Regions from separate parts of the Homo sapiens genome. Here region 1 is linked to region 2. Evidence: read pairs that join two places in POLR2A ChIA-PET (ENCODE). Cell type or tissue: MCF 10A. All regions are shown on one strand.

Evidence for each region. ChIA-PET counts read pairs that join two places held together with the same protein. Peaks named below come from ENCODE experiments on the same cell type or tissue, not always from the same donor. Only the 100,000 strongest peaks of a DNase experiment are listed, where the experiment ranks them.
Region 1: POLR2A ChIA-PET joins it to region 2 with 5 read pairs; 11 of 35 experiments call an interaction of 5 or more read pairs at or near these places.

What each region holds. Positions count from the first base shown.
Region 1 is chr15:59,680,605-59,688,604 of GRCh38, reverse strand. It overlaps BNIP2 (BCL2 interacting protein 2), which reads left to right. Exons shown (of 10, transcript NM_004330.4): 2 at 6,091-6,197. The coding sequence starts at 6,148. Among named protein-coding and RNA genes, the nearest start is that of BNIP2, 4.7 kb to the left of the region's middle. In MCF 10A, no CTCF peak of the experiment used is centred here; a DNase peak (open chromatin) is centred at 84.
Region 2 is chr15:60,403,636-60,411,635 of GRCh38, reverse strand. It overlaps the pseudogene RPS10P22. Among named protein-coding and RNA genes, the nearest start is that of ANXA2, 9.6 kb to the right of the region's middle. RefSeq lists an enhancer at 3,399-4,598. In MCF 10A, no CTCF peak of the experiment used is centred here; DNase peaks (open chromatin) are centred at 2,265, 3,025 and 3,995.

The DNA.
Region 1 (8,000 bases), 720 kb after region 2:
CTAGACACAACCCTTTCTGTTTAAATACCTGGCAAAATGGTTTGGATTTCTGGATGCATTTCATGCCGCTGGAGAGTTACTTGTCTGTGTCTTGTGAGCTCTTTGACGAAACAGCTTTTCCGGTGTTGCATCAAGATAGTTACGGTGCCTCCTATTTATTTAATTGAATAAACTATGTGATTGCATTTTAGTGTTGCTTTTTTCATTCTCACCTTCTCTTGATTAGGATCTCTATTTCACCTAATACCTGATTTCGTATTTTCAATTAAATGTAGTTTTTCTAACATTTTATAGGAATCTCTGCAATTGTAGAAACAAATTCTGTAATTTGTAAATGGATGTTTCCTCAAAGTTACAACTGACCTTACCCAATTAAGTTACCCCTGCAGACTAGTTTCTTGATCATTTTGCACATATTCTTAGTTCTTTTTGGTTTACATTTTCTCTAAACTCTATTCCTAGTCTTCATATTCTCTAGTGCAGCCTAATACTGCTGGGCTTAGACCGGAAGTATGACAGATCCACTTCTGCAAACGGAACTTGAACTAGATTATCATAAGTCAGTGCTATTATGGTCTTCAGGCATTACAAGCCCTTTGAAGCTAAGTGCGGCCAAATCAGGCATTACAGGCTTCTTCTGTATAAAATTGCCAGTGCACTGGAGACGGTGTGCTGTATTAGAAACAGTTCCGGACTAGATATGGGGACCAGGATGTAGTGTCATTGCCTCATATATAAGATAAAATGATGATAACACAAGTGTCATGCATCCCAAAGTTGCTGGTTGGAACATGAGATGATGGATGTAAAAGTGGTTAGTAAATGTGAAAAGCACTCTGGAAAAGTTCTGTTCATTCTATCTGGAGTAATGCTGGTAGAAGGAACAATAGGGAGGAAGGTGTCAGAGAAAGTATATGTAACCAGATCTAGTAAGTTACCGGGCTGATAGATTGAAAGATGTCTTGTTACTTTGGGTGGCCAAGGTGGGCGGATCACCTGAGGTCAGGAGCAAAAAATGATAAAGCAATGAGATGAGACAAACCTGGCCAACGTTATGAAACCCCATCTCTACTAAAAATACAAAAATTAGCCAGGCATGGTCGCTCGTGCCTGCAATCCCAGCTACTCGGGAGACTGAGGCACAAGAATCACTTGAACCTGGGAGGTGGAGGTTGTAGCGAGCCGAGATTGCAGCACTGCACTCCAGCCTGGGCGACAGAGTGAGACTCCGTCTCAAAAAAAAAAAAAAAAAGGATGAAAAGATGTCATGTTACATCCTATGAAGTAAGTTTACATCCTATAAAGCAGAATACTAGTATAATGTGGTGATAGTAATATTCCACGATTATAGTTTTATATTGCAACTAATATTTCTAACTACAACAAACTGAGACATCAGTTAGTAGATTATCTTTTTAAAGATCTCAGCATTTTCAAGTGTGTTCCGCATAGTGACAATAAATGTAACTTTTGTAGGTGGCACAGTCATCTTTTGATTTATTTTCACAATTTCGAGAGAACTCAGCACCATTCTAGTTTTTCCTCTAAATTTTGTGTTAACATTTATTTTATTTTATTTAGCTTTTTTGAGATGCAGTCTCGCTCTGTCACCCAGGCTGGAATGCAATGGCGCAATCTCGGCTCACTGCAACCTCTGCCTCCCAGGTTCAAGCGATTCTCCTGCCTCAGCCTCCCTGATCGCTTGGATTACAGGCCAGTGCCACCACTCCTGGCTAATTTTTGTATTTTTGGTAGAGATGGGGTTTCACCATGTTGGCCAGGCTGGTCTTGAACTCCTGACGTCAGGTGATCCGTCCGCCTCAGCCTCCCAAAGTGTTGGGATTACAGGTGTGAGCCACCATGCCCGGCTTGTGTTAACATTTCTGATAGAGCAGTTCATTTCATTGTTTGAAAACTACCCTCATGGGAGCAATGACAAGCACATGTCTAGGATTTTTTCAAGCATGTTTGGTGATCTCCTAAACATACAGGCTGTTGGTTAAAAAGTGAACATAAATGTTTAGAATGAAACCTTTTTGTTTAAATGGGGAAGTGAAAGGCTTGCCCGGGCGTTTCCATCTGCCTACTGTAATTGATTTCCGCATAAACGGTCATTACTGGCACCTATTGCAGCACCAGTATTAAACTGCATATAGTAAAATCACTGTGTAAAATTGTGTTATAATCTAAACAGTTCTAATGCGATCTTAAAAAAAATTGTAGAGACAGATCTCACTGTGTTGCCCAAGCTAGGCTTGAACTTCTGGGCTTAAACCATCTTCCCACCTTGTCCTCCAAAGGTGTTAGGATTACAGGAGTGAGCCACTGAGCCTGGCCTAAATGTGATCTTAACATTTAATTTTTGCTTATGTTGCTAAACTGCCTGGGGAAAGCTGCTTCATCCTGGTTGGATTTACCAGTACTCCTCCCCCTTGAAGCTATGTCAGAAGGAATCAATTATCTCTTTGATTTTTAACCTAAGGTCAACAACTGTTTTGAATTTATCTTTATGACTGCAACAAGTAAGTGGCATAAGGATGTGCCACCACTACCAAGAGTCAATCTATTGAGAAATCAAGTTATTCCTGTGCCAACAGGTTATTTTAACAAATATCATCTTAAAGTGTTATTTCCCATTCTAATTTCCAAAAAAAAATACATGAACAAGAAATGGGAAGCAACAACAGTTAACTTGTGAGTCAGCAGTATCCTGATTTTCTTCGAAGAGGTTGTGGTTATATTAACTCCTTTCTTGTTTGTTTCCTGTTCTTAACAGCTGTTTGATGATAAAGTGCTTCCAAGAAACAGTACTCCCTCAATTGTTTAAATTGTTTTGATCTACCTAGTGTACTTTTCCCCTAAAATTCATGATGAAATGGTAGAGTAAATCTATCTATATCTCTCTCCCCAAGTTCTGTTTAACTAGATAATTGATTATCCTCAAACTAAATATCCATGTCTATGTGCTGAGGTATTAACACATGATTCAATATGATATTAAGGTAAAAATGGAATAAATAGGCTGAGATAGCTGAAAGACTTGGGCTGCCTGTGTTTCGAGGAGCTATTTAGTTTTTGTTGTTGTTTGTTTTGTTTTGTTTTTTGAGACAGAGTCTCCCTTTGTCACCCAGGCTGTAGTGCAGTGGTGCAATCTCAGCTCACTGCAACCTTCACCTCTGGGGTTCCAGCGATTCTCCTGCCTTAGCCTCCATAGTAGCTGGGATTACAGGCAGGCGCCACCACGCCTGGCTGATTTTTTGTATTTTTTGTGGAAACGGGGTATCACCATCTTGGTCAGGCTGGTCTCAAACTCCTGACCTCAGGTGATCCGCCCACCTCAGCCTCCCAAAGTGCTGGGATTACAGGTGTGAGCCACCACGTCCGGCCTCAAGGAGCTGTTTTCACAGAGACAAACTTGTTCCATTGGTTAAGCAGCTGAAAGGAATGGATTGTCTTCTAGAATTTCCCAAGATAAACCTTTCCTCTTACCAGTGAGGAACAATTTTACAAATAGAAATTAATATTGCTGGTGTGTAGTTTCCCACAGAATATTTTTGTTACATTTTTATGGGGTAACACATGACAAATCCTATTCATGTAGTTTAATAAGCAAAATAAGCCTAAGAGATTGAGCAAAGGTTTGCTGACCAGTGTCCATACCCTACAGGTAAGTATTATTTACTTAATTTTTATAGGCCTGTTATGTGCTAGGCACCATGGTAGGTGTTGGGAATATATTGGGTACAACTTTCAGTTTCTGCTTTTATTTTTGAAATGCTAAATATTTTTCTGAGTATTTGAGATATTTGAAAAAGACACCCAGACAACATCCTGGTGTGTTTTTCAACACACAATAAAAAGGTACGACAAGATAATAGAAAGCTTTTCTGATTATTGAATTTAGGAAAATACATCATTCGCTTTAGAGTGAGTACCAAAGACTTAAGAAAAGTTAAACATTGGGAAATACAGTAAATTAAACATCTAGAAAAGACTTACCAGTTTTCAGCCTTTAGTCATAGCATGCTTTGGTCTCACTTGAGCATTGTAATTCTAGAGTAGTAAGTATTTTCACCATTTGGGCTTGTTGATTGTAATTGTGGGCTCCTTTCTACTATTTCTGTTCTAAACAGAGGGGATTGTTTGGTAAGGTAGGTGTCCCTCTTTTTGTTTATTTTTCCCTCCCAACAGAGAAAGTGCTAAATAAGTAAAGATTATTTTAAATGTTTTTCATTAACTTATAAAAACTGCCTAGATCATTGTTTTCCCAGAGAATTAAAAACCTTACTCCTATATGTAAATGACTTTTTCAAGCAAATAAGTTGGTGTGGAAAAGTCAGCATCTACCATTTTTTTTCTGTGGTAACAAGTGTATCATCAAACATTGAAACCTTTTGGGAATGTTTAAAACCTTCTCTTGAGGGTAAGTAAAAATTCAAACTGGGAAGAGAGTCTTCCAGCCTTGGCAGAGATACAAATTTAGTTTACCTTGTGAAATCTAACACTTCAGGATATTTCCATTGTAATTTTGTCATTACGGAACATAAGGCTTTTTTCTTTGTAACTTTGTGCATCTTTTGAATGTTGACGTAGCAGATAAGATAGCTATAGGACATGACCACATTTTTCTTTTAGAAGACTGGTTGATGTGAATGGCTGACATAATTGATTTTATTTAATAAATATCTTTTAAAGTCACAGATAGTATTGTTTTAAAAATCAAATGGTATAGACGGACTTACTATGAAAAGCATTAGTCATTTTCTGCATTTCACCCTCTTTCCTCTGCTACTGGTTTTGCTCTGTCACCCAGACTGGAGTGCAATGGTGTGACCTCGGCTCGCTGCAACCTCCACCTCCCAGGTTCAAGCGATTCTCCTGCCTCAGCCTCCCAAGTAGCTGGGATTACAGGCGCCTGCCACCACATCCGGCTAATGTTTTTGTATTTTTAGTAGAGACTGGGTTTCACCGTGTTGGCCAGGCTGGTTTTGAACTCCTGACCTCAAGTGATCCGCCCACCTCGGCCTCCCAAAGTGCTAGGATTACAGGCGTGAGCCACCGCGCCCGGCCTAGTGTCAACGACTTTTAACTTTATTTTTAGTACTGCTAGTGATGCTCCGTATCTCTTAAATATGTTACTGCAAAAAGAAAAGAAAAGAACAGAAATATGTTACTGCTGTTTGTTGAATAACTTTAGACATCTATTGACTTGAATGTAAATGAACTAAATACTCGTGTATACCTCTTTCCTTCTATAGTTTTCACTGTTTTGTTGCATTGTTAACCAGTTGATCTTTACCTTACCTCAACTTCTATTTCTTACTCCATCACCAGAGGGAGTATCTCTAGATTTCTTACTTTTAAAATGAGGATATTGGACTCACGTGATTCCTTGGAAAAACTAAAACTAAAGTTCATGGCATATGTTAAAATACGTAGTTGCATAAAAGGGCATTCACCAAGTTCAGTGTTTGAAAACATATGCCGAGCTATATGAGAAGGGCATAGTATAGATATGAAACAAATCAAAAGATTGCATAATTCATTTACGGGACAAGTTATTGAATAGACTTCTTTAAGTGGCTCAGGAATTGTGGCATCAAACTATTGAGAAGGAAATATGAAAGACAGCACACCACCTGACTCTGCTGAATCATGAGTTTAAATATTATTGATTTACTATTATTTACGGTCTAGAATCAACCTCTATCCAAGGGACAGAAAATTTAATTATGAGTCTGTAATAAAGAACATTTTTATTTCTTACCCCACTTCAAATTTTTTAATATAATCCATAGTATGAAATATATTTTCAATCATAACCTGAGATACTATACATGCAACTGAAAACAAGTATTTTCACTGAACAGTATCCTTACTATAAACAGTATTTAACTTTCCCAGAATATATGTAGTCTGAGTATTCTCTTTTCTTTAAAAAAAAAAAAAAATTGCAACCCTGTAAATGAATTTCATGACCAGACCATTGTACTAAACATCAAGTATGAACTAATATATAAGATTATTACGCCTTTTCAGTGGATAAAAAGTAAAGTGGAAATTAAGTTATACATTTTTCTCTCTTCATAGGACATTGGCTCCCTGGATTATCAAGAGTTTGTAGTTGACATTGAATCCAGGCTGAGGATGGAAGGTGTGGAACTTAAAGAAGAATGGCAAGATGAAGATTTTCCGATGTGAGCAATGCTTTTAAAAGAAAACAATTTTAGAGCAAAAGTTCAAAATTTCTTTATCGAGATGTTACTTTTTTTTTTTTTGAGACGGAGTCTTGCTCTGTTGCCCAGGCTGGAGTGCAGTGGCGCGATCTCAGCTCACTGCAACCTCCGCCTCCTGGATTCAAGCAATTCTTCTGCCTCCACCTCCCAGGTAGCTGGGACTATAGGTGTGCGCCACCACGCCTGGCTAATTTTTGTATTTTTAATAGAGACGGTGTTTCACCATATTGGCCAGGCTGGTCTCAAACTCCTGACCTCGTGATCTGCCTGCCTTGGCCTCCCAAAGTGCTGGGATTACAGGTGTGAGCCACTGCACAGCTGAGATGTCACTGAGAAACTCAGTAATACAAGGCGATCATTTGATACTAGGAAGTAAAGTTTCTTCGGAACAGTTAGATTGATTCTCTTGTATCTTACTTTCCAACCAAGTATATATATAATCTTCTATAATCTTTCATTTTTGTTTTGGTCACTTAAGTTTGCAAATTTTTGCTTTTATAATAAAGTGTTTTAGTGTGGTTTGTTTGTTTTGTTTTGTTTTTGTTTTCATTTAAACAAGATCTGAGGGATTCCTCAGAGAAGGAGGTCTTTAGTTGTCTTTAAAATGTTTCTTTAATTTTGTGGCCAGGTGCGGTGGCTCACGCCTGTAACCCCAGCACTTTGGGAGGCCGAGATAGGCAGATCACTTGAGGCCAGGAGTTTGAGACCAACGTGGCCAACATGGTGAAACCCCGTCTCTACTAAAAATACAAAAAATTAGCCAGGCTTGGCGCTCGCCTGTAGTCCCAGCTGCTTAGGAGGCAGAGGCACAAGAATCACCTGAACCCAGGAGGCAGGGGTTGCCGTGAGCCAAGGTCGCGCTGCTGCACTCCAGCTTGGGCGACCGAGCAAGGCTCTATCTCAAAAAAAAAAAAAAAAATTTGTGGGTTCCCCCCCACCAAAAAAAAAAAAACCTTACTAAGTAAATTAATAAGGATTTTCTAGCTTATCTGGCCAGCCACCTTGACATGTTTGCATTTGTATTTACAATTATATTGGCACCAGGTAGGCTAATGAAAAAGAGAGCAAAGGCAGACCTTAAGTTTAAATAGTGCTTCCGTGCCGTACTTGTCAGAAGACATCCTAGTGCATAATCAGGTGCCTTAGCAGTTGGATAGCTTAGCAGTTGGACAGCTGATCGGAGACCTGAGTCACTGTTGCATATGGTGGTGATAGTAAATATAGGAATGCTGATCTCAGAAGAATTGAACCATTGTTACTGTAGTCTCGTGAGTAAAAATTGAGCTTCATACATTGCATCATACATCACATTATATTTGTGCATTTCAGTCATATTTGTTTAAAATTGTTACATGTTTTATAATTGTATAAGAGCTGTTGCATAAGGAATTTATATCTACTTTTATGTGTTACTTATATATAATAAGTGTATAAGTCAGCTCTGACAGTCAGAATTTTTACTTTGAAAGTGTAGCCAGGCATAGCACGTCACGCCTATAATCCTAGTGCTTTGGGAGGCCGAGGCAGAAGGATTGCTTGAGACCAGCCTGGGCAACATAGCAATATCCGGTCTCTACCAAAAAAACTTTTAAAATTAGCTGGGCATGTTGGTGTGCCACTGTAGTCCTAGCTACTCAGAAGGCTGAGACTTTATCTTAAACACTGCTAGGCTGGGCACAGTGGCTCATGCCTGTAATCCCAACACTTAGGGAGGTCAATGCACGAGAATCGTTTGAGCCCAAAAGTTCAAGGCCAGCCTGGGTA
Region 2 (8,000 bases):
CACCCAGGCTGGAGCGCACTGGCGTGATCTCGGCTCACTGCAAGCACCGCCTCCCAGGTTCACGCCATTCTCCTGCCTCAGCCTCCCTAGTAGCTGGGACTACAGGCACCCGCCACCATGACCAGCTAATTTCTTTGTATTTTTTTTGGTAGAGACAGGGTTTCACTGTGTTAGCCAGGATGGTCTCGATCTCCTGACCTTGTGATCCACCCGCCTAGCCCTCCCAAAGTGCTGGGATTACAGGCATGAACCACCACGCCTGGCCGGATAACTCTTTAAATGCTACTTTTTGTCTAGCTGGTCTTTCTCCTAACCTTTTTAAAGTCGAACCAGGTACAGTGGCTCTGGCCAGGAGTGGCTCATGCCTATAACCCCAACATGTTGGGAGACTGAGGCAGGAGGATCACTTGAGCAAAAGTTCAAGACCAGCCTGAGCAACAGGGAGACCCTGGCTTTACAAAAACAAATTTTTAATTATTCATGAAGGATCATTTGAGCCCAGAAGTTCGAGACCAGTTTAGGCAACATAGTGAGACCCCCCATCTCTAATAAAAATTAAAATTAAAAAAAAAAAGATGTTGGGCTGGGGTTGGTGGCTCACGCCTGTAATCCCAGCACTTTGGGAGGCCAAGGTGGGCAGATCACTTAAGGCCAGGAGCTCGAGACCAGCCTGTAGAGATGGTGAAACCCCATCTCTACAAAAAATACAAAAAATTAGCTGGGCATGGTGGCACGTGCCTGTAATCCCAGCTACTCAGGAGGCTGAGGCAGGAGAATTGCTTGAACCCGGGAGACAGAGGTTGCAGTGAGCTGAGATGGCGCCACTGCACTCCAGCCTGGGCAACAGAGTGTGACTCTGTCTCAAAAAAAAAAAAAAAAAAAAAAAAAAAGGCCAGGCTCGGTGGCTTACACCTGTAATCCCAGCACTTTGGGAGGCTGAGTTGGGCAGATCACCTGAGGTTGGGAGTTCGAGACCAGCTTGACCAACATGGAGAAACCCCATCTCTACTAAAAATACAAAATTAGCTGGGCGTGGTGGTGGGCTACTTAGGAGGCTGAGGCAGGAGAATCGCTTGAATGAATCCAGGAAGCTGAGGTTGTGGTGAGCTGAGATCATGCCATTGTACTCCAGCCTGGGCAACAAGAGCGAAACTCTGTCTTAAAAAAAAAAAAAAAAAAAAGATGCTGCAGCCTTGAAAGAGAAAATTGGGCTTAAACGTTAAAACAAACCCAGCGCAGTGGCTCACGCCTGTTATCCCAACACCTTGGGAGGCCAAGGCGGGTGGATCACTTAAGGTTAGGAGTTTGAGACCAGCCATAGCCAACATGGTGAAACCTCATCTCTACTCAAAATACAAAAATTAGCCAGCCATGGTGGCGGGCACTTGTAATCCCAGCAACTTGGAAGGCTGAGGCAGGAGAATTGTTTGAACCCGGGAGGCAGAGGTTACAGTGAGCTGAGATCACGCCACTGCACTCCAACCTGGGCAACGGAGTGAGACTCCATCTCAAAAAACACGAAAAACACCAAAAAAAAAAAAAAAACAGTTAAAACAAAATGGTAATATGGAGACCTGTACTGTCAGCCCATGTGGGTCCCAGGCCATTCTCCCCTACCTCTCTGCCATTCCTTTTTAATTAGATATTAAGGGTATAAGGGCTTCATGTTTTTTTTAACAAAACAGGGCAGATAATTTTATAATATACATAATTTATTAGTAGACTAACAGAAGCAATGTTGACTATTCCAAGATATGATTTCTGTTTATGAAGGAAGAGTAGCTGCAGCCCTAGGAGAGGGGTCAACATCTTTGAGGACTGGCTTGGGTGAGTGGCAGATGCAGATGTCTCAGGTCCAACCCTGCATCCACTAACTCTGTACCTTCCTTTTTTTTTTTTTTTTTTTTTTTTGAGACGGCGTCTTGCTCTGTTGCCCAGGCTGGAGTGCAATGGCGTGATCTCAGCTCACTGCAACCTCCGCCTCCCGGGTTCAAGCTATTCTCCTGCCTCAGCCCCCCTAGTAGCTGGGACTACAGCCCCCGCCACCACTCCCAGCTAATTTTTATACTTTTAATAGAGATGGGGTTTCACCATGTTGGTCAGGATGGTCTCGATCTCTTGACCTTGTGATCCACCCGCCTCGGCCTCCCAAAGTGCTGGGATTACAGGCGTGAGCCACCGCGCCCGGCCTGTCTGTACCTTCTTAACTCTTTTGTTGTCTGGGTTCATGTTTCAGCTTGTTCCAGTTATCCAGAATGCCCACAAGAATACCACAGGTTTTGGAAGAGAAAGGGGATGGCAGATGTTAGCCTGTTCCTGTGGAGACTTACATAGGGCTGATGTCATTCATTGGAAACCACATCACACTTAGCTATTCCCTTGCTTGTGGGAATACTGGATTTTTAAACTCTTTTTTGCTGTATAAGTACATTATTCATGTTATCATTGAATATTCCATTTCAGTTCACTACATTTTTGAACATTTTTACCCTCACCAAATTATTACTTTTAAATAATATCACATGATTTTGAATATTGAGTATTTCAGGAAGTCCAAAATCTTGATTGGACTGATAGATATCCACTTCAGCCCTCATATCAGAATGATTAAATATTTTTTACAACCAGAAAATAAATCTTGCTGAGTTCACTGAACAGTGTTATCAAATGAGGGCCTGATCAAATCAGTATCCTCTTCTGCTACTATGTTTTCCCCTCTTAATCACCAGCCCTGGTCCAGAATGACTGCTAGCTCTTCCTCAAAACTCCTCTCAAGTGACCAGAATTTGCCTTCAGCTTTGAGGGAAATACTTAAGCAGAGGGTTTCCAAAACTATCTTCACAATGGTGGCATTAATCAAATACCTACCTTCTCTAATGACTAATTCTCTTCACCTGTTTTTATACTGGATGGTTTGTTTAAAAATAAACAGTCACACCTCTCTACATTGCCACTTCCTGCTGATAGAGAATACATTGGTTTATGTTACATTTCCTCTTTCATGGTTGTGCAATGGCTTCAACTAACTATGAGCAACTTTAATGCATTGGCCAAGATGGAATGGCTTACTTCCTTTCTCTAATGGTGAACTGTTCCTTGACAGAATTAGTCATTCTCTTATTGTATTCTCCTGGCACTTAGATTTCATATCTGATGCATTTGTCAAATTATCATTACATATTAACTTCCACTAGTCCTTAAGGTGGAGTTTGATGTTTCTTCCTATTATATGTGCTGTGTAGCCCTGCCTGGCTTGGCATTTAGTGGATACTCAATGTTTGTTAAATTGAATGACTCTTGGGGGTTCCTTGATTATTATAATCAGGTAGATACTGGCAGCTTTTTCAGATGGTCAAAACCAATTAGATTTCTTTTTATCTTTTTTTTTTTTTCTTCTTAGAGACAGGATCTTACTCTGTCATCCATGGGGGAGTGCAGTGGTGGGAATCATAGTTCACCGCAGCCTCAAACTCATAGGCTCAAGCTATCCTCCTGCTTCAGCCTCCTGAGTAGCTGGGACTACAGATGTGCACTGCCATACCCAACTAATTTTTTTTTTTTTTGTAACAATGGGATCTTGCCTTTTTGCCCAGGCTGGGCTCAAACTCCTGGCCTCAAGCAATTCTCCCACCTTGGCCTTCCAAAGTGTTGGGATTGCAGGCGTGAGCCACCACGTCCAGCCTGAAACAAGGTTTTTATCTCTACGATGCGTTCTTTTTTCTTTTTTACTGATTTCATAGAAAAATATTTATAAAACAATTGATAAACAGCCAAGTCCATGTAATTGATAATTACCAGAATAGGGAGTCCTCTTTAAAAATATGTCTTAGTTAGGAGTATTATAAGTTTGTTTCTTCATTATTTTACAATTCTAACAGTTTTTCCTTAGATTCCTTCCTTTTAAGCTGCAATATAACCTGAATACTGGAAGGGTTCTTCTTCCCCCTCCCTAGTTGCTTTAGCTGATGAATCATAGAAATCAGAGAAGGGGAAGACCAGTGAAGTCATCTGATTCATCTCCAAATCAGGGAGTGGAGCATTGGAATTTGGGGAAGACCAACCTCTCATTTTAAGAGAAAAGAGGTTTTTTTGGTTTTTTTGTTTGTTTGTTTTTCCAGCTTGAGCTGATTAGAGCAGCTTACCCATCTGTTTGCCTTTTGCTTCTAACACAATTCTGAGACCCCACCCTATTAGAAAGCAATCAGGCCTTCTTACCAAAAACCCCAGGAAAACCAGATGCCAAAATGTTAAGTAGTTGAACTAAAATTCTACTACCTGAGTAATAAAGTTGGTTTATGAATCTCTCAGTGATTGTTTTAACTGAGTCTTACAGAATTTGAGACTGTTTTAGCAGGGTCTTACAAATGTAAGAGCTAGCAAGGAATTTACAGATGATCTGGGCCAAAATATTCTGTTCTCCAGATGCTAAGAAACTAAAATTTATTTATGTATGTATTTTTATATTAACTGGCTCAGAAAGTAAAAACTAAAATTTAGATGTGAAAAAATGTCATTATGCTGTAGTCAGGAGTATAAACCTCTCCCTTCACTGCTCTCTGTATCACAATGTCACGGTATCCTCCCTCACAATGTTCTCTTCCACTGTCTTCTTCCTTTCCTCCTCCTTCTCCTTCCTATTCTTCTCTTTTTTGCATTGTTTGAAGAAATGGCAGAGATGATTTAGTATGCATGCCAGCGATTCATTCCAACCTCACCCAATCTCCCAGCATCATGGTCACAGAGGCAATGGATGCCACCCCAGCCCCAGCTGCAGCCTGTCCCCTCCCTCCTTGCTTCCCTCCTACTTGCATTTGTGTTCTTCCAGCCATAGAACTTGGCTTCCCCCTCTGTTTAAATTCTGCTCTTGTATTTCAGACTTTTTAACAGATCAGAGTGCCCTTGGCTTCTCCCTTGGTATCTAGCTTAGCTGTACTCCAACTTCTCATGTTCTCCCAAAGCAACCATATACCAGCTCTGGCCTCTTGGGTTACAAAACTGGGTTCCATTCTGCTTGCTGCTTGCCAACACTCCCTGAAGAGTGGGGAGGAATATTTGCACTCTATTGCTAGTGATAGCTTTAAGTGTGTCCTTAGTGTATATACCCATATTTAGTCACCTAAGTATGTTATCACAGGTTCACTTTATTAGAAACCTAAGTTCCTTTGCAACATATGGACATTTAACAGTTGCCTGTTATAATTATCTTAATGATATTCGACACAGCTTTATTTTACTTTAAAGTGATATTTCTCAATTGCAGCTATATGTTTAAATAATCTAGGAGCTAAATACATGCTGGGGCCCCACAATCCAAAGAGTCTGAATGAAAGCAACAACTTTATATGCATGTATTCAATTACACAGGGATACCCCTCCTAATTTGAACAAAAAAGGAATTCAGAGAAAGAAGGCCAATCATATTTGGTAAAAATGATCTATTGATCTACTTGTAAAAAGGTTTAATTTTATTATTCAAAGTACTTCCATTTAGAAATCCTATTGGGCCTTTTCAGTGAACAGATAAATCTTGTCTGTGTTTGGCAATATAGATGTGCATGTATATGATTAATGTGCTTAAATTATTACATTTGCATATTAAGGATCAAGTTTTTGAGCTAAAACAGAATTTGATAATTTTTTAGTCAAAGACCCTTATTTTCCAGGTGAGGAACAGGACCAGAGAGCTTAAGTGACATGTACAAGTACACCCAGTTTATATAGGAGCTAGGACCGGAGCCCAAGCCTCCTGAGTTCTATGATGAATATCAGAGTATCCAGTAATAGAGTCCACTCCAACAACGTCAGGTCTCTCAACATGGAGAGCATGTTATGAGCCCCACGCTGGGGTTACAAAGATGAACAAGGAGCTCCTAGTTTGATGGTGCAACCTGAAACATAAACAGTCATAGTACCAAGAGATAAAAGATGTAATACAAACAATACAAAGCTTATATGAACAAAGAAATGTGCTCTACCCTTCCCATAAACTTCATGCCACGAGTTATCTTATTTATTATATTAATTTGCTTAGCAAGCTTTTTTTCTTCATGCATTGTATGAAATATATAAGCATTGGCTCTGCCTAAGTTGTATTCTCATAGATTATAACTAGAAGAAACAAAATCACATGAGATGTTACAATATTGAGTGTTTTCTTTGTCAGCAGAGAGTGCTATGATGTCCATCTTTTCCTCTATTTATAGATTTTTAAATTATTGTTTTCTTAAATATACATGAAAAATACCATCAAAAAGATTCAAGTTTTCCCCAAAGCCTGGCATGACCTGTCATAATCTTAAGTGTAAGAAGACAGCCCTTCTTTTCGCTGGCTATATGTCTTTTTTTTTTCAACTCTTTTTAAAACTATAGAAGGTGTCTCTATTAACTGTTAACAAAAATCAAACAATGCAAACAAGCATATGTAGTAAAGGTGAACACTCTCCTGAACAAATACTTTTCCCAAAGCTGACCAATATCACTTTGGTGTACATACTTCCATATATTTACATATGTGCTTACATGAACCTACTTATGCAGACATATATGAATATACACATAAATGTGTGAATACACATAAATATTAACATAAATAGAATCAATTTAGTCATATTATTCTGTTTGACTTTTTTTTTTTTGGCTGTAAGTTTATTCAATGCAAAATAATCCTCTCCAATTTTACTGAGATGGCTGACCATGTCCACGACCAAATCTGCCTCTAAACTGGAATTCGGTTGCTGACCCACTCCCAGCATCGGCTTTCTTGTCAGCACCAGGGAGCACAGCATTCCATCTGTAGGTATCCCTGTTGGCTTCCCCTCTTGTGAGTCTTGCAGGTCACTCACCCTCCAGACCTTTAGGCCGAGGCCTGCCAGTCTCTGGACGGCTGTGGCATAGGGTGGCAGGCACAATCTCCGGGGGCAGATGAAGGTAATCACGGAGATGGTGGATACCCTCATTGGTAAGGTACCAGTAGAAATGTCTCCAGGCAAACTGTTCCTTCATGTAGCCTCGGGACTTGAGAGACTGCATGGCCTTCATGACATGAAGGTTGGGCACATTCTTGTCTGCCAACTCTGGCTGCTTAGGCGTGTAGACATCCTTCTTGGCCACCATGGCTCCCTCCTTAAAAAGGAGTTCATAAATGGCAATCCGGTTCTTCTTAGGCATCAACATTTCGGCGGCTGTAGCGTCTGGGGCCGGGGCTGGAAAAAAAGGAGACTTTTTTTTTTTTTTGAGACGGAGTTTTTCGCTCTTGTTGCCCAGGCTGGAGTGCAGTGGCGCAATCTCGGCTCACCGCAACCTCCGCCTCCCGGGTTCAAGCGATTCTCCTGCCTCAGTCTCCCAAGCAGTTAGGACAGTATTTTTCATGAAATAAAATATTTTGAGTGAATATGAAAACACACAAAAACATAGCTGCATTTTGAATGCTTTTATCTTTATTAAGGGTCTACTGAATGTATTTTGGGTGTTTTGAATTTTTTAACTTTGAAGACTAATTCCATTTTTTAACTTTGAAGACTAATTCAAAGTTAAAAAAAATTCAAAACACCCAAAATACTTTCAATAGACACTTAATGAAGATAAAAACATTCAAAATGCAGCTATGTTTTTGTGTGTTTTCATGTTCACTCAAAATATTTTATTTCATGAAAAATACTGTCCTATTTTGAATAGGCTCTATGGCTAAGAAATACGTATTGTATTGCAGAATTAGGGTTTTTTTTCTATTGATAACAGACACTTAGCAGCTAAATATTTGTATTTTCTACAAAATTAGATGGAAAAATGCTGTTGGAAGAAACAATAGGCTGATAGGGTTTGAAATATTCATTCTCTGACATGCCAATGTATAAATGCAGTAAAATGTGCTGAGTTAAGAATAAGATGCTTACACCTCAGGAAGCATCCCAATATTCCAGTGGGTTAATATAGGAATGATCTTGACAGAGTGGGCATCTGTAGCCAAATCAGTTTTCATAATGTTTTATACATCATATCGT